5 separate regions of the Homo sapiens genome follow, and all the other regions are linked to region 5. Evidence: chromatin contacts called from ENCODE Hi-C or POLR2A ChIA-PET data. All regions are on one chromosome and are shown on one strand. Each heading gives the region's core, a stretch centred on a gene start or an enhancer-like site at or near the end of the contact. The rest is flanking DNA. Distances are from core to core; before and after follow the strand shown.

Region 1 (2,700 bases), core at 145-2,644, 180 kb after region 5:
TCCTCCTCTCATTCTCCTCCAGTGACTCTTCAAGTGTGGCTCTGGAATCATTTGTGTCAGAAACACCCAAGGAGCTTTCTGCTTACTAAAGGTGTGACTGGAGTTCTAGTCCAGACCGACTGTATGGAGTCTCTGGAGGTGGGTAGGAACAGGCATTATAAGCTGTCTCTCCTGGAGATTCTGACACTTTCCCTGGACCACACTTCCCCGCCCCCACTCCACACCCACCCTGACAGGGTCTTGCTCTGTCACCCAGGCAAGAGTGCAGTGGTATGATCACGATTCAGTGCAGCTTTCATGTTCTGAGCTCAAGAGATCCTCCCAACTCAGCCTCCCAAGTACCTGAGACTACAGGTGTGCACCACCACACTTGGCTAATTTCTAAATATTTTGTAGAGATGAGGCTTTGCTATTTAGCCCAGGCTGTGGGTCATACTTTTTCTGTGTGTGTGTGTGTGTGTGTGTGTGTGTGTGTGTGTGGGACAGGATCTCACTCTGTTGTTCAGGTTGGAGTGCAGTGCCGGGATCTCAGCTCACTGCAACTTCTGCCTCCCGGGTTCAAAAGATTCTCGTATCTCAGCCTGCTGGGTAGGTGGGATTACAGACATGCACCATTTTTGTATTTTTAGTAGAGACAGGGTTTCATAATGTTGCCGAGGCTGGTCTCAAACTCATGGCCTCAAGTGATCCACCGTCCTTGGCTTCCCAAAGTGTTGGGATTACAGGCACGAGCCACAGTGTCCGGCCTGTGGGCCTACTTTTTAATGCTTCCCAGTTCATCCTCCCCACTGCTGCCTTGACCCCATCCCATTGCTCTCCTCCTTAAAATCCTTCATGGGGCTCTCCTCCTTACAAACAGACGCTAAGCTCCATATCCTGGCATAAAGGACCTTTGGTGATTTGGCCCCTGTGCAGCTCTTGGGTCGCCCCCAACTCTCAAATCTGCTCTGTGCCCCGGAGATATCCTTAACACACCTGCTTGCTCCCACCCTGAGCCTGGCAGTTCCTGCTCTCCACCATGTTTCACTTGCACCCACCTTCAAATCTCAGAGTGGGAAACAGCTCCCGAACAAGAGGAAAGGCCTAAGCCCCAGTGTTGGCTCTGCCATTGATAAGTCACATGACATATTGATTATACAATCCTTGAGCCCCAACTCATATGTAAGCAAAGAGAGGACTTTAAACTGATTTCAGTTTTGGAATACTTAAAAAAAATCAGAAATACAAACTTCGTACAAATGTGTTGTGAAAGGTGCAGTAACAAGTCGTAGCCACCAGAGAGCACTAGAGGATCTCATTCAGCACAAGCGCGGGGCTTTGTCTCCATGACTTAGACTTCATTCTGGGGGTGGTCTACTCGAATTTGGGGCTGATGGGTGCCATCAGCTCCATGCCTAACCTTTATGTAAGAATATTATGAGACAGAGGAGCAGAATCTGTCACTTAAAAACTTCACTTTGGGGGAGGCAATGAAACTAGTCGTTAGTTGTCTTTAAATGCACAAATTTCAAAAGCAGCCCTTTCCGTGCTGGCTGGTGCATTTTGAAGGCTGTCCCAGTACTCCCACCCTACAGCTCATTTTTGGACCTCATATGCCGGACACATGGAGGGAGTTGTTTTGTTCGGGTTCTAGTGGAACCATCTGTACATTCCTCACTCTCTGTGGGGAGCAGGAATTGATCACAGGAAATGACCTCAGCTGCCTTGGGAAAGACGGACTTCCCATCCCTGCGGCTTTGAGCAAATCTGCTTAGTTGAGGGGCTGAGGAGGTAATTCTAGACCCTCCTGTGGCTGGGTTTGAATCTGAGACGCCTCTGAGGATCTGATGAAAGTCATGGACAATCCCCTCCAGAATACTCATAATATGCAGATTATTTCAGCAGCTTCGCAGACCTTTTATCTAGGAACCCAGGCTATGGACTATTTAGGGTTCCTCTCAGCTTTAAGAACCCAATGTCTTATAGTTGTACTTCATAACGAGCTATGCACATTAGCAGCTTTCTAATTTGTAGTAAGACTAAACTCTTGGTTATTTCCTCTGGAGAAGTGGGGGTGATGCATCCCACTGTTTAGGAATACCTCAATAGTGGATCATCCATCAGATCTGGGCTTTCCTATGAGCACTTCAGCCCCTTAGAGAGGGTGCATTCTGAAACTCTCCTGCAGGGGAGGCTAAAGAGCCACACATATCCCCAATGAGTCCCTGCTCGCTGGGGATGTGTCCTGGCCACGCAGGGAGGAAGTGAAGCTTCTTGCCATGTCGGTGTCCACATCTCAGTCCTGAGCTTTCTTTGTAAATCTTTCTGTGTTCTGGGAAGCTCCAGGGACTCTGCCTGCTTTTCTCTGCGCTGTACAGCTCCTCCATATGCTCCTACCTTTGGAGTTCTTTGCATCCTGAAGCTTGTGACCTAGAAGCTTCATAAGACAAAATAGCTAGCAATGACCTTGGGATTAAGATGCTCAGTCTTGTCTTGACTCTGCCGTTTATTAACTGTGGGACTCTCGGCCTCAATTATAAAATAGGAATAATAACTCCTATTTCTTATCTTATTGGGTTCTTTTATTTTTATTTAACAAATATGCACGGAGCGCCTGTTACGTGCCACTCCCCGTCCTTAGCACAGTTGATAGCAATGAATGGGACAGACATGATTCTCTGTCTTGATGAAGCCGACAGTCCAGGGTAGTTTGAGAATCAA
Region 2 (2,703 bases), core at 6-2,505, 190 kb before region 5:
ACCGTGTCCTCATGTGCTAACAGGGCTCACTAGTTCTCCAGAGCCTCTTTTATAAGGGTACTACTGTATGAGTCCATGTTGCCTTGCTATAAAGGAAAACCTGAGACTGAGTAATTTATAAAGAAAAGAGGTTTATTTGGCTCATGATTCTGCAGGCTGTACAGGCATGGCACCCACATCATCTTCTGGTGAGGCTTCAGGAAGCTTTTACTCACGGCAGGAGGTGAAAAGGGAGGGGGTGTGCCAATTTTTATGCTCCTGGAGAGAGTTGTCTGCATTTGCACCCTGCACTCCCTCTTCTCTCATTCTCATTTAAACTCAACATGATCAGTCTTTTGTACCCATCACACCACCAAAACCATACCGGTCAGGCTCACCAGTATCCTCTCTTGCCAAATCCAGTGGTCAGATCTCAGTCCCTATCTTGACTGATCAGCAACTTTTGATACAATTGACCATTCCATCCTCCTTGAAATAGTTTCTTCTCTTGGCTTCTGGAACATCACTGTCTTTGCTTTTCCTCTTCTCTCACTAGGTTCTCCTTCTCAGTTCCTTTTCTTGGCTCATTTTCTTTTCTTTTCTTTTCTTTTTTTATTTTTATTGAGATGGAGTCTCACTCTCTTACCCAGGCTGGAGTGCAGTGGCGCGATCTCAGCTCACTGCAACCTCCGCCTCCCGGGTTCAAGCGCTTCTCTGTTGGCTCATTTTCACTTGGTCACTGTGGAGTGCCTCTGGGAGTGGCCCTTGGACTTGGCCTCTTCTCTGTCTCCTCATGCCCTGGCCATCTCATATCATCAATTTCCTGACAACCCTCAATTTATATTTCCAACCCACACCTTTCCCCTGAGTTCCATGCTCAGATATTCAACCATCTACTTGACAAGTTTCCTTAGACATCTAATATACATCTCAAATATGACAAGCCCAAAATCGAACTGCTGCTTTTCTCCCTAAAAGAGCCATCCTCATTTCAGTGGACAACAATTTCATCTTTCCATCTTTTAGGGCTTAAACTCTGGAGTCATTCTAAATTCTCTTTCTCTCATGCTGCACCCACTCTGTTAGCAAACCATGTCAGCTGTGCTTTCACAATAAATTAAGAAACAACTACTTAATTCATCAAATTCATGTTGGTCCAGGACAGAAGACCTGTTCTTTCTCTTAGAATCGTTTCACAACTGAGCCTCCTGCTTGTAGTCTTGCTCCTGTGGTATGTTCTCAAAACAGTAACCAGAGTGATCATTTTAAAAGCTGTAGTGATGTGTCATTCTTCCGCTCAAAAACCAGGAAAGGCTTCCTCTTTTACTCAGAGCTTAGAAAGGCCTACAGGATTCTGTGTGACCCAGCCTTCAGACCCTGCAGACTTCATCTCCTGCTCTTTTCCACCGCTTCATTCTGCTTCACCTCACTGAGCCTACTCCTCAGATATAAAGCACACTTTGGTCTCAGAGCCTTTCCACTGCTTCCTCCAGGCAGGACACCTTCCTTCATGTATCCTATTGTTTTCGTCTCTTCTTCAGGTTTCTATTTAGATGTCACCTTGTCAAACAGGCCATTTGACAGCCTTATATAAGATTATAATCTCCTGCCTGTCTCCTCCCACCGACTTGGCTCTCTCCCTTTTATCCTTCCTTGTTGCTGTTCAATAGCGTAGGTGGCCATCTGAGTTACTACCCTGTGTCTTTTCTCACTAGGAACTTGCTTCCATGAGGGCAAGGATGTTATCTCTTTTGCTCACAGCTATTTCTTTAGGACCCAGAGCAATGCCTCAGGTATCATAGGCATAATCCACATTTGTTGGCTGAATTTAACAAAATCCTCACAATGACATTTCAAAATTAGTTGGAATAACCCAAAATTTATACATGAAGAAACTGAGACACAGAGAGGTTTTTTTTTTTTTTTTAATTTTATTTTATTTTAAGTTCCAGGATACATGTGTAGGATGTGCAGGTTTGTTACATAGGTAAACATGTGCCATGGTGGTTTGCTGCCCCTATCAACCCATCACCTAGGTATTAAGCCCCACATGCATTAGCTATTTATCCTGATGCTCTCCCTCCCCCAGGCCCCCTGACAGGCCCCAGTGTGTGTTGTTCCCCTCCCTGTGTCCATGTGTTCTTATTGTTTAGCTCCCACTTATAAGTGAGAACATATGGTGTTTGATTTTCTCTTCCTGTGTTAGTTTGCTGAGGATAATGGCTTCCAGCTCCATCCATGTCCCTGCAAAGGACATGATCTCTTTCCTTTTTATGGCTGCATAGTATTCCGTGGTGTATATGTACCACATTTTCTTTATCCAGTGTATCACTGATGGACGTTTGGGTTGATTCCATATCTTTGCTATTGTGAATAGTGCTGCGATGAACATATGCGTGCATGTATCTTTATAATAGAAGGATTTATATTCCTTTGAGTATATACTCAGTAATGGGATTGCTGGGTTACATGGTATTTCTGGTTCTAGATCTTTGAGGACTCACCACACTGTCTTCCACAATGGTTGAACTAATTTACATTCCCACCAACAGTGTAAAAGCGATCTTATTTCTTCATAGCCTCACCAACATCTGTTGTTTCACGGCTTTACTAATTGCCATTCTGACTGGCATGAGATAGTATCTTTTTGTGGTTTTGATTTGCATTTTTCTAATGATGCATGGTGTTGAGCATTTTTTCATATGTTTGTTGGCCACATAAATG
Region 3 (2,700 bases), core at 164-2,663, 150 kb before region 5:
CCTTGATCCTTTCCTTCCAACCAGTGCACACCAGTGCACTCCTGCCTTGAGCCTTGCCGCAAACACGCTTCCCCAGATATTGTGGGACTCATTCCTCCACTATCTGCAACTCTTTGTTCAAATGTCCCCTTCTCAGTGAGTTCTCCTCTGACTGCCCTTTGGAAAATGGAAACCTACCTCAACCCAGTACTTCCGATCTCCCCTTTCTTTCCTTCCCTTCCTCCCTTCCTTCCTTCCTTCCCTCCCTCCCTCCCTCCCTCCCTCCTTCCTTCCTTCCCTTCCTCCCTTCCTTCCTTCCTTCCATCCTTCCTTCCTTCCTTCCTTCCCTCCCTCCCTCCCTCCCTCCTTCCTTCCTTCCTTCCTTCCGTCCTTCCTTCCGTCCTTTCTTTCTCTCTTTCTCTGTCTCTCTCTTTTCTTTCTTTCTGAGATAGGGTCTCGCTCTGTCACCCAGGCTGAAGTGCAGTGGCACGTTCTCGGCTCACTGCAACCTCCACCTCCTGGATTCAAGTGATTCTCCTGCCTCAGCCTCCTGAGCAGCTGGGATTACAGGTGCCCACCATGACACATGGCTAATTTTTGTATTTTTAGTAGAGATAGGGTTTCACCTTGTTGGTCAGGCTGGTCTCGAACTCCTGACCTCAAGTGATCCGCCCACCTCAGCCTCCCAAAGTGTTGGGATTGCAGACGTGAGCCACTGAGCCTGGCCCTATCCCCCCTTTCTTGTACTCTACTTTGTTCTCTAAGCACTTAGCATCTTTTAAGATACCAAATAATTTTTTTAATTTGTTATATTTACGGCTCTTAGTGTCTCCCTCTGCTAGTATGTAAAACTCTAAGGGTGTTGATCTTCATCTGGGTTATTCACTGTAGTATCCTATGCACTAAGAATTATACTTAGCACTTAGCAAATGTTTAATACATTTTTTTTTAAAGTGAGTAAGCGTAGAATATAAAGCTTTTGTGCAGGTCTCTAAAAGTTTTTGAAAGGATATGATCTGAGGCTAGGCACTCCCAGCACTTTGGGAAGTCAAGGTGGGTGCATCTTGAGCTCAGAAGTTCGAGATTAGCCTGGGAAACATGGCGAAACCCCGTCTCTTCAAAAAGTAAAAAAAAAAAAAAAAAATTAGCTGGTCCTGGTGGAGCATGCCTATAGTCCCAGCTACTCAGGAAGCTGAGGAGGGACGATTGCTTGAGCCTCAGAGGTGGACGTTGCAGTGAGCCGAGATTGCGCCACTGCGCTCCAGCCTGGGTGGCAGAGTGAGACCCTGTCTCAAAAAAAAAAAAAGAAAAAAGAAAAAGAAAAAAAGACGAGGTCTGGAGTCTGAGGGAGATGTCACTGGGGGCTGGTCATGTGGAAGCAGGAATCTTCCCCGTGTATGTGGGCATTTCAGGACTGGCAGGAAGCTGGTCCCAGGGGAGGCTAAGCTGGGGAGGATGCCTGAAAGGCATTAGTGGGAGGGAGTTTGAAAAAGACCCAGAGACGCCTGTTTGAAATAAGTATTGGAAAGGACTCTTTAGATTTTGCAATTAGAAAGGCAGTTTCAGTGGAATGATGTGAACCGACTTCAGTTATTTGAGGAACCAGTAGAAAGTGGGGAAGTGTAAGCAAGTCAAGAGACCCCGCCATAAGGAAGCAGAGATTAGGTTGCCGTTTGAGGAAGTGATTTGTTTGAGGTATTTTTTTTTAGCTCCACAAAATATCATGTTTCGGGTGTGAGTAGGGATGGGGTAAATGACACACTAAGCTAATAACATCCAAACCAGCTTGTGAAACATCGTGCAAGTTATATCTGGTTCATACCAAAGAGTCGCTACTCAGTCCAGGCCTCTATCATGCCTGGCACATAGTGTTGAATATTGTATTCAATAAATATTCAACAGTAAATATTTGTTGAATACAGTATTAAATACTATAGAATTTAGACAGGTCCCTGTATCAACAACAGCAACAATGACCACCACCACCACCACCACCACCACAACAAAATAACAAGAATGTCCAATGTAGGGGGTTGCTTTTTGATCCACTTGCCTTTGGCTAGTGGTGTCTTTCTCTCCTTAGCGCCATATTCTTCAGCACTTTTCGGCAGCTGTATGTGGTTCTATTTTGGTCTCCTCTTTACTGCACGGCGATTATGTTTTCAAGAGGCAAATCTTCAGGGTGACTAGAGTGACACGTTATCTGAGTTCTGGATGGAGGTAAAGGAATATCACGGTGAGTCTGGGGAAGCAAGGGGACAAGAGAGTTGGCCAAATGAGGCGGAAAGACCCCAGACTTGCGATCAGAAGAACCTGATGTCAAATCAGATGCATCTTATAGCAAGTCGAGCCACCTCTCTGAAACTTGAATTTAAATGATCTAAGGTCATTTCCTTTGGATTTTATAGAAAGAATAGTGTCAGGAGAAAAAGAAAAACAAGGAACCATGACTTGCTAAACATACTCAGAACCAAAGGTTTTCTTTCTTTCCTTTTAAAAAAAAGTGATATACAGTGAATACAGGCTTAGTTCCCTAATGGTGGCAAATGATGTAATGTTCACAGATGTCCTGGGGGAAAACAGAACAATCAACTTCTATTTTACTCTTACCATTTCTGAGAGAAGTCAGGCAGACTGCATAGGAAAGGAAGGAAAGAAAGAAGGAAGGGAGGGAGGGAGGAAGAAAGAGAAAGAGAGACAGGGAGGGAGGGAGGGAGGGAA
Region 4 (2,700 bases), core at 46-2,545, 150 kb after region 5:
GATAAATGAGATTATCATTCAATGTAGATTGACATAAATCACTTTTTTTTGGAGAAAGAAAAATGATGTTTAATGGCAGGTTTAAAATTACTATGGCTTTAAGAAGAACAGAATTATTGCACTCACTTTTTAAGGACCTGGTTATCTCTCTGAACCACAGGTAATCGGAGTTCAAAGAGTTAACATAGTCTGAAGCCTCTCATTGGTCTCAGGTCCAGAAAAGTTGCTAGGTTACTTTGCAGAAGAGAAACAAATAAAAACACTTTCCCAAGTGAAAAGAAAATTAATAGTAAAAGATGTGTTTAGGGACTTACACATCTGCAGAGCATTGTGTGTGTGTGTGTGTGTGTGTGTGTGTGTAACAGCATTAACACTTAACTAATAAAAATAACTAGGGTGGTTGGGTTTTCAGACTTGCAGGATAGAACTTGTATGAAAGGTCTGGTAAGGAGTGTCAAGTATAATGAGGAATAAGAAAGGTTAAAGAGTTTAAAACCAATTAGAATTTGAAGTTCTTGATTTCAGAACTCTAAAATCCTTTTTTTTTTTTTAAGTATGATATCTCTTTAAGAGCCATTTGGTGTACTTCATAGCCTGATTCATGCCACCAGCTGCCTCTGATTTCAATGAGAAATGCAGAAAATTTATAGGGAACTGTAAAATGGGGACAGATTTTTAGTTTTCTAAATTGAGGTTTAACTGGCAAACTTGTAAAGGTTGAAGAAACCACAGAGCCAAGCTATGGGAAGCTGGTTTCTTTTCTGGTCAGAAGGAATGAACACACAAACACATATCTAACTCACAAAGTGCTGGAAGAGAGAAAGCAATGCTCTTTCCAGAGGAGGAACACGGAAAAATCAGCCTTGTGGGTGAACAGGAGGAGAGTCACATTCGCCAGCAGGCAGCACCCTGTGCAGGCAGTGGGAGAAATCTGAGCTTCAGCAGCGTCCGGAGCAGGATTTGCACGAAGTCTCCCGTTTCAAGTTTTATGTCTCCTGGAGTCCTGGGGAAGGCACCCAGCCCACCCACAGCTCCCTTCTCAGAGCCCTAAGAATTGATGAGAAAGCCCCTCACTACCACATGCAGGACACGCAGGTGAGTCTGTCAGTGACAAGGTCAGACCTTCCCTGCTATTTGACACTGGTCCCCAAAAGGGAACCGTGCCCTCTCCTCCCCTGGCACGTACCTCATTTTCCTGCCTTGGGTGCTCCCGGCTGCCCGGCCTTGGTCCTCCCAGCTTGACTTGCCTGTGAGCTCGTGCCCGGTGTGGTGTCCGTGATGCCTTATCTTTGTTCTGAGGTCCCTGTGTGTCTCTGGAATTGGCTGGCATTCTCCATTCAGGTCACGCCTTCCCCTGCCTGCAACAGATCCCCTCTCCCCCTCTCTCCCTCTGGCTTTTCCTCTCTCCTCTCTCTCTCCTTTGACTTGCTCTTGCACTCCCAGGAACCTGACAACAAAATCTGTCTTCCTACCGAAAAGATCTGCTCCTTCCCTTCCCTCCTTTATCCTGTGTGGCTGACTTCAGCCCTTGAGAGAAAATAACTGAGGGGCTCAAGCAGGTATTTGTATCACTCTGTGTGTGTGTGTGTGTGTGTGTGTGTGTGTGTAGAGAGAGAGAGAGAGAGAGAGTGAAAGGGGACAAAGTCTAATTTCTCTTTAGTCTTTTTTGCCAGATGACTATAATTTTCTGCTTTTCTTCAGGACACCCATGAAAGAAAAGCAATTAAATAGAAACAACCAACTAAGAAGGCAATTCTAGCACCTACACTAGAAGAAAAAAAAAAGGTCTAAATCCCAGAGCGTCTGTCTGCAAATAACTACAGGTTTCCTTGTGAGCAGAGCCCCAAATAACTACAGGTTTTCTCGTGATCAGAGTCACACACAACGACAGGTTTTCCTGTGAACAGAGCCACGGGCCCGGAACTGGGGAAGCACCAAGTCCTGAAGTTGGCTGGTTGTTCCTCCCCATGAGCAATACCTGTGGCACTGTTTACTTGCTCGGAGTGTGTGCGGCTCTACTCCAGCCCAGAAAGGGCCCATCGCAGCAAGAAATCTCACCTCCCCAGGGGTGTAGAAAGACCTGGGCCTGTATATATGTCTATACCCATGGCTTCCGGAGAAATCAACACTAGATCTAAGATGAGCTGAATAATAAGAAAATTACCCCCTCCACAACAACAACAACCAACACTGAATAGGGAGAGGTGTATCTGGGTGTAAAAGTTAAGTTTGACTGTGCACCTTTTCTGTGTTAGACACAGTACTAGTCATTAACATCATCTCAAGTTACTTTTGCAAACTGGTGAAAGTGCTGCTGTTATACTCATTTTACAAGTGAGGACACTAAGGCTCAGAGAGAATATGCCACTTGCCAAGATCATCCAGTTATTTATGACTCCCCACTGCCACTAGCACTAGAAGCTAACAGCTATTGAGTGCTACGTGTCAGGCACTGCTCTAAGCACTTAATATATGAATTCTTTTCAGTCATCTTTATATGTTGTATACATGGCTGGCAATATTCTCATTTTTCAGAGGAAATTGCCCAGAGAGGTTAAGTAACTTTCCCAAGTTCACACAGCTAGAAAGTAATAGAGGCAGAATTTGAAGTGTTAGCCACTGTATTACACTGCTACTCATTAACATTTTATAATGCATATGGAATTTCAAATGCACACACACAGACGGCATTCATAGAGA
Region 5 (2,768 bases), core at 22-2,521:
TGTGGAGGTGGCGGGGAGGGGAGGCGGGTGCTGGTTTAAAAATTAAGAATTTCAAGATTGCCATAGCAGAGCAAGAAAGTAAGTACAGGGCCCTTCTGAGCCCTATGTGACTGCACGGGTGGGACCCTTTTGAAGCTAGTCCTGGTCAGGGTTTATGTCTCTGGATGAATCCAGATGTGTAAAAGGCAAGGAAGTGGCGAGATTCCTTGGGCTATCTTTGAGAAACGGGGACCTTAAAGGAGACTGCAAAATCTTACCTACTGGAATTAATGGAGGAAAAGAAAGTGTTTGCGCCTGTGAGAACGCCTTGGAAAGAGGCAGTGAGCAGATGAGGCAGATAGGTAAGACACTTGGTTTTGCTGATTAAACCACTGATGAATCAGTGCCACTCACATCCTGGGTAATTCTAGGGACACTAGTTGGACAACGCTGACATCTGAAGAGGTGGCAGGGCGGAACATGGATCCCTTTAAGGCTACTTTATTGTCGATTTCCTCCTTCTCTAAGCTAGAAACAGGGGGTGCCTGAGTGGCCTCCAGAAGCCACTACTGTAGGCCAGGAGCAGTGCCTCACGCCTGTAATCCCAGCACTTTGGGAGGCCGAGGCGGGCGGATCACCTGAGGTCGGGAGTTCGAGACTGGTGTGACCAATATGGTGAAACCCGTCTTTACTAAAAATACAAAAATTAGCCGAGTGTGGTGGCGCGCGCCTGTAACCCCAGCTACTCAGGAGGCTAAGGCGGGAGAATCGCTTGAATCCGGAGGCGGAGGTTGCAGTGAGCCGAGATCACACCACTGCACTCCAGCCTGGGCGACGGAGGGAGACCCTGTCTCAAAAAACAAACAAACAAACAAACAAACAAAAACGCTACTACTGTTGGAGTCGGCTTGAGCTGTGGCATTGTTGTTTCCAGCCCGTGACCCTCACGCCGCCCTGCTCGTTGGGCGGACCGGGCCCTGGCGGCGGGTGAGGAGGAACCTTTACTTACCGGCGCCCTGGCCTCTGCTTTTTTCCCACTCTAGGACGCAAATCTCGATCTGCAAGGGCCTGGGGCGCGGGCGGAAAAGGCGGGCCCAGCTCCCTCAGGTCTGCGTGTCACCGACCCGAACCCGCTCCGTCGTCCTGACGCCCCCGGCCTAGCTGCAGCCACCTTGTCGCAGGGGCCTTGGTGTCTCTGAGACTCCGAGACGCCTCGCCCCCACCTGGCGTTCGGAGGCGGTTGCCTCGCTGGGCGCAGCAATTCAACCGCCGCGCGCCGGATGCTAAGACCGCGATTTCCCCGGATGCTAGGGCGGTGATTTCCCCCGTGACAGGCCCCGCCCCGGCCCCGCCCAGGCCCGGGCGGTCCCGCCCCACTGAGCTGTGGCTCGGGGAGCCGTGGGTCCGACTCCTGCGTGTGATGTGTCACCAAGTTGACTTTGGGGTCCCCCATTCTTCCTTAGTTCTCTATTTTACCTCAGCGCGTTGTCTAGCTGCTGCCTGGCCACGGTACTTAGCACACAGCGTGACTTAATACTGGATAAACGAGGAAAGGATTCGTACGCCCTGGCGGGGCCAGAGGCTCACAGCTTGGGTTCCCGCGAGCACACGAGCCAGGAACCGCCAATGCCTCCAGGGGGCGCTCTCCCTCCCATCGAGCCACCGCCGGGCCATTGGAGACCAGGAGGACCTCTCAGCTCCATCCCTGCGTCTCTAACAATTGTCTCATTTCCCTGCCTGGAGTCAGTATTACCACTCCCATAACACAGATTTTTAAAATGCAACTAAATTTTAAACGAGTCACTTTATTTAAAAACAACATGAACAAAATGGGATTTCTGCTAATGCAAATATCTATACAAATTTAACGATTTTGGTTCTAATTCTAGATGAAAAGTCAAATCTCCTGTTACATATGAGAAAAGTCAAATCTCCTGTTACATATTAGAAGTTTACCTCTTGTTACCTTTACTGCAACTGCAATGGCAGTTTCAACTGTTTCAACCAAGTAATGTAGTTGGAAATGCTGTTATTAGAAGTATATCTTCCCAGCATTTCGGGAGGCCAAGGTGGGTGGTTTACTTCAGGTCAGGAGTTCGAGACCAGCCTGGCCAACATGATGAAACCCTGTCTCTACAAAAATACAAAAACTAGCCAGGCGTGGTGGCGGGTGCCTGTAATCCCAGCTGCTCAGGAGGCTGAGGCACGAGAATCGGTTGAACCCTGGAGGCAGAGGTTGCAATGAGCTGTACTCCAGCCTGGGCAACAGAGTGAGACTGCATCTCAAAAAAAAAAAAAAAAAAAAAAAAAAAAAAAAAAAAAAGTGGATATGACAGTTCGAATTAGATCTAAAACCTTTCCTAATTACACCAGTTAAATCATGAAATCATGCAATAGTAGAACAGGTGTCTTACCTACCTGCATTATCCTGTAAATATTGACATGTTATTCTACATAATCATAAACTGACCGATCACACATATCTTTAAATCTAATCATCATAACTAAAAACTGTATTTGAATAAAATTAGTGTATTTCTAAATCTGTCTTTAACAGACACAAAGATGTAAATTTGAAATGTCTTGGTAAATGAGGTTAACACAATATAAATATTTTTGACGAATTCATCATAATTTGTTCATTTTAAGGAGATTGATTTTATTTTCTTGAAGCTTAAGGAGGACTTTGACATTTTAAATGTATCTAAAATTTAAATTTTATTAAATTTTACATTTCACATTTCTTTTTTTTATTGATTGAAACAAGCATTTCACATTTCATATTTCTT

The links. A loop is a pair of places that touch in the nucleus more often than their neighbours do. ChIA-PET counts read pairs that join two places held with the same protein, here RNA polymerase II (POLR2A). Pooled maps may share reads with other maps.
Region 1: a map of PC-9 shows a loop between it and region 5 (2.6-fold over the local background). The contact joins the enhancer-like site here to the promoter of RPL39L in region 5. A Hi-C loop is called at or near these places in 2 of 168 maps with a recorded cell type or tissue (PC-9 and psoas muscle) and 6 of 50 pooled maps. POLR2A ChIA-PET finds 5 or more read pairs at or near these places in 2 of 52 experiments (BJ and IMR-90).
Region 2: a loop to region 5 is called in a pooled map, with 2.8 times the contacts of the local background. The contact joins the enhancer-like site here to the promoter of RPL39L in region 5. A Hi-C loop is called at or near these places in 1 of 37 single-sample maps with no recorded cell type and 7 of 50 pooled maps. POLR2A ChIA-PET finds 5 or more read pairs at or near these places in 4 of 52 experiments (CD8-positive, alpha-beta memory T cell, T-cell and WTC11).
Region 3: a pooled map shows a loop between it and region 5 (4-fold over the local background). The contact joins the enhancer-like site here to the promoter of RPL39L in region 5. A Hi-C loop is called at or near these places in 3 of 37 single-sample maps with no recorded cell type and 6 of 50 pooled maps. POLR2A ChIA-PET finds 5 or more read pairs at or near these places in 6 of 52 experiments (AG04449, B cell, CD8-positive, alpha-beta T cell and 3 more).
Region 4: a pooled map shows a loop between it and region 5 (1.9-fold over the local background). The contact joins the promoter of MASP1 here to the promoter of RPL39L in region 5. A Hi-C loop is called at or near these places in 1 of 168 maps with a recorded cell type or tissue (psoas muscle) and 2 of 50 pooled maps.

Annotation. Positions count from the first base shown.
Region 1 is chr3:187,317,722-187,320,421 of GRCh38, forward strand. No RefSeq gene overlaps it. Among named protein-coding and RNA genes, the nearest start is that of MASP1, 27 kb to the left of the region's middle. Within about 2 kb of position 1,395, at least 5 of the 41 ENCODE cell types and tissues checked have a DNase peak (open chromatin) inside an H3K27ac peak, as active enhancers do.
Region 2 is chr3:186,951,921-186,954,623 of GRCh38, forward strand. The region is part of intron 1 of ST6GAL1 (ST6 beta-galactoside alpha-2,6-sialyltransferase 1); the gene reads left to right. Among named protein-coding and RNA genes, the nearest start is that of ST6GAL1, 23 kb to the left of the region's middle. Within about 2 kb of position 1,256, at least 4 of the 41 ENCODE cell types and tissues checked have a DNase peak (open chromatin) inside an H3K27ac peak, as active enhancers do.
Region 3 is chr3:186,984,503-186,987,202 of GRCh38, forward strand. All of the region lies in intron 2 of ST6GAL1 (ST6 beta-galactoside alpha-2,6-sialyltransferase 1), which reads left to right. LOC124906314 (a long non-coding RNA gene) reads right to left here. Exons shown (of 3, transcript XR_007096208.1): 3 at 1-2,189. Among named protein-coding and RNA genes, the nearest start is that of ST6GAL1, 55 kb to the left of the region's middle. RefSeq lists an enhancer at 1,579-1,708. Within about 2 kb of position 1,414, at least 8 of the 41 ENCODE cell types and tissues checked have a DNase peak (open chromatin) inside an H3K27ac peak, as active enhancers do; they include B cell and OCI-LY7, where a contact is called at or near this core.
Region 4 is chr3:187,290,442-187,293,141 of GRCh38, forward strand. MASP1 (MBL associated serine protease 1) reads right to left here and starts at 1,296. Exons shown (of 11, transcript NM_139125.4): 1 at 1,187-1,296. The coding sequence starts at 1,191. LOC101929130 (a long non-coding RNA gene) reads left to right here and starts at 831. Exons shown (of 2, transcript NR_135551.1): 1 at 831-1,095.
Region 5 is chr3:187,138,225-187,140,992 of GRCh38, forward strand. RPL39L (ribosomal protein L39 like) reads right to left here and starts at 1,272. Exons shown (of 3, transcript NM_052969.3): 1 at 989-1,272. RefSeq lists enhancers at 478-984, 853-952, 993-1,142 and a silencer at 1,183-1,412.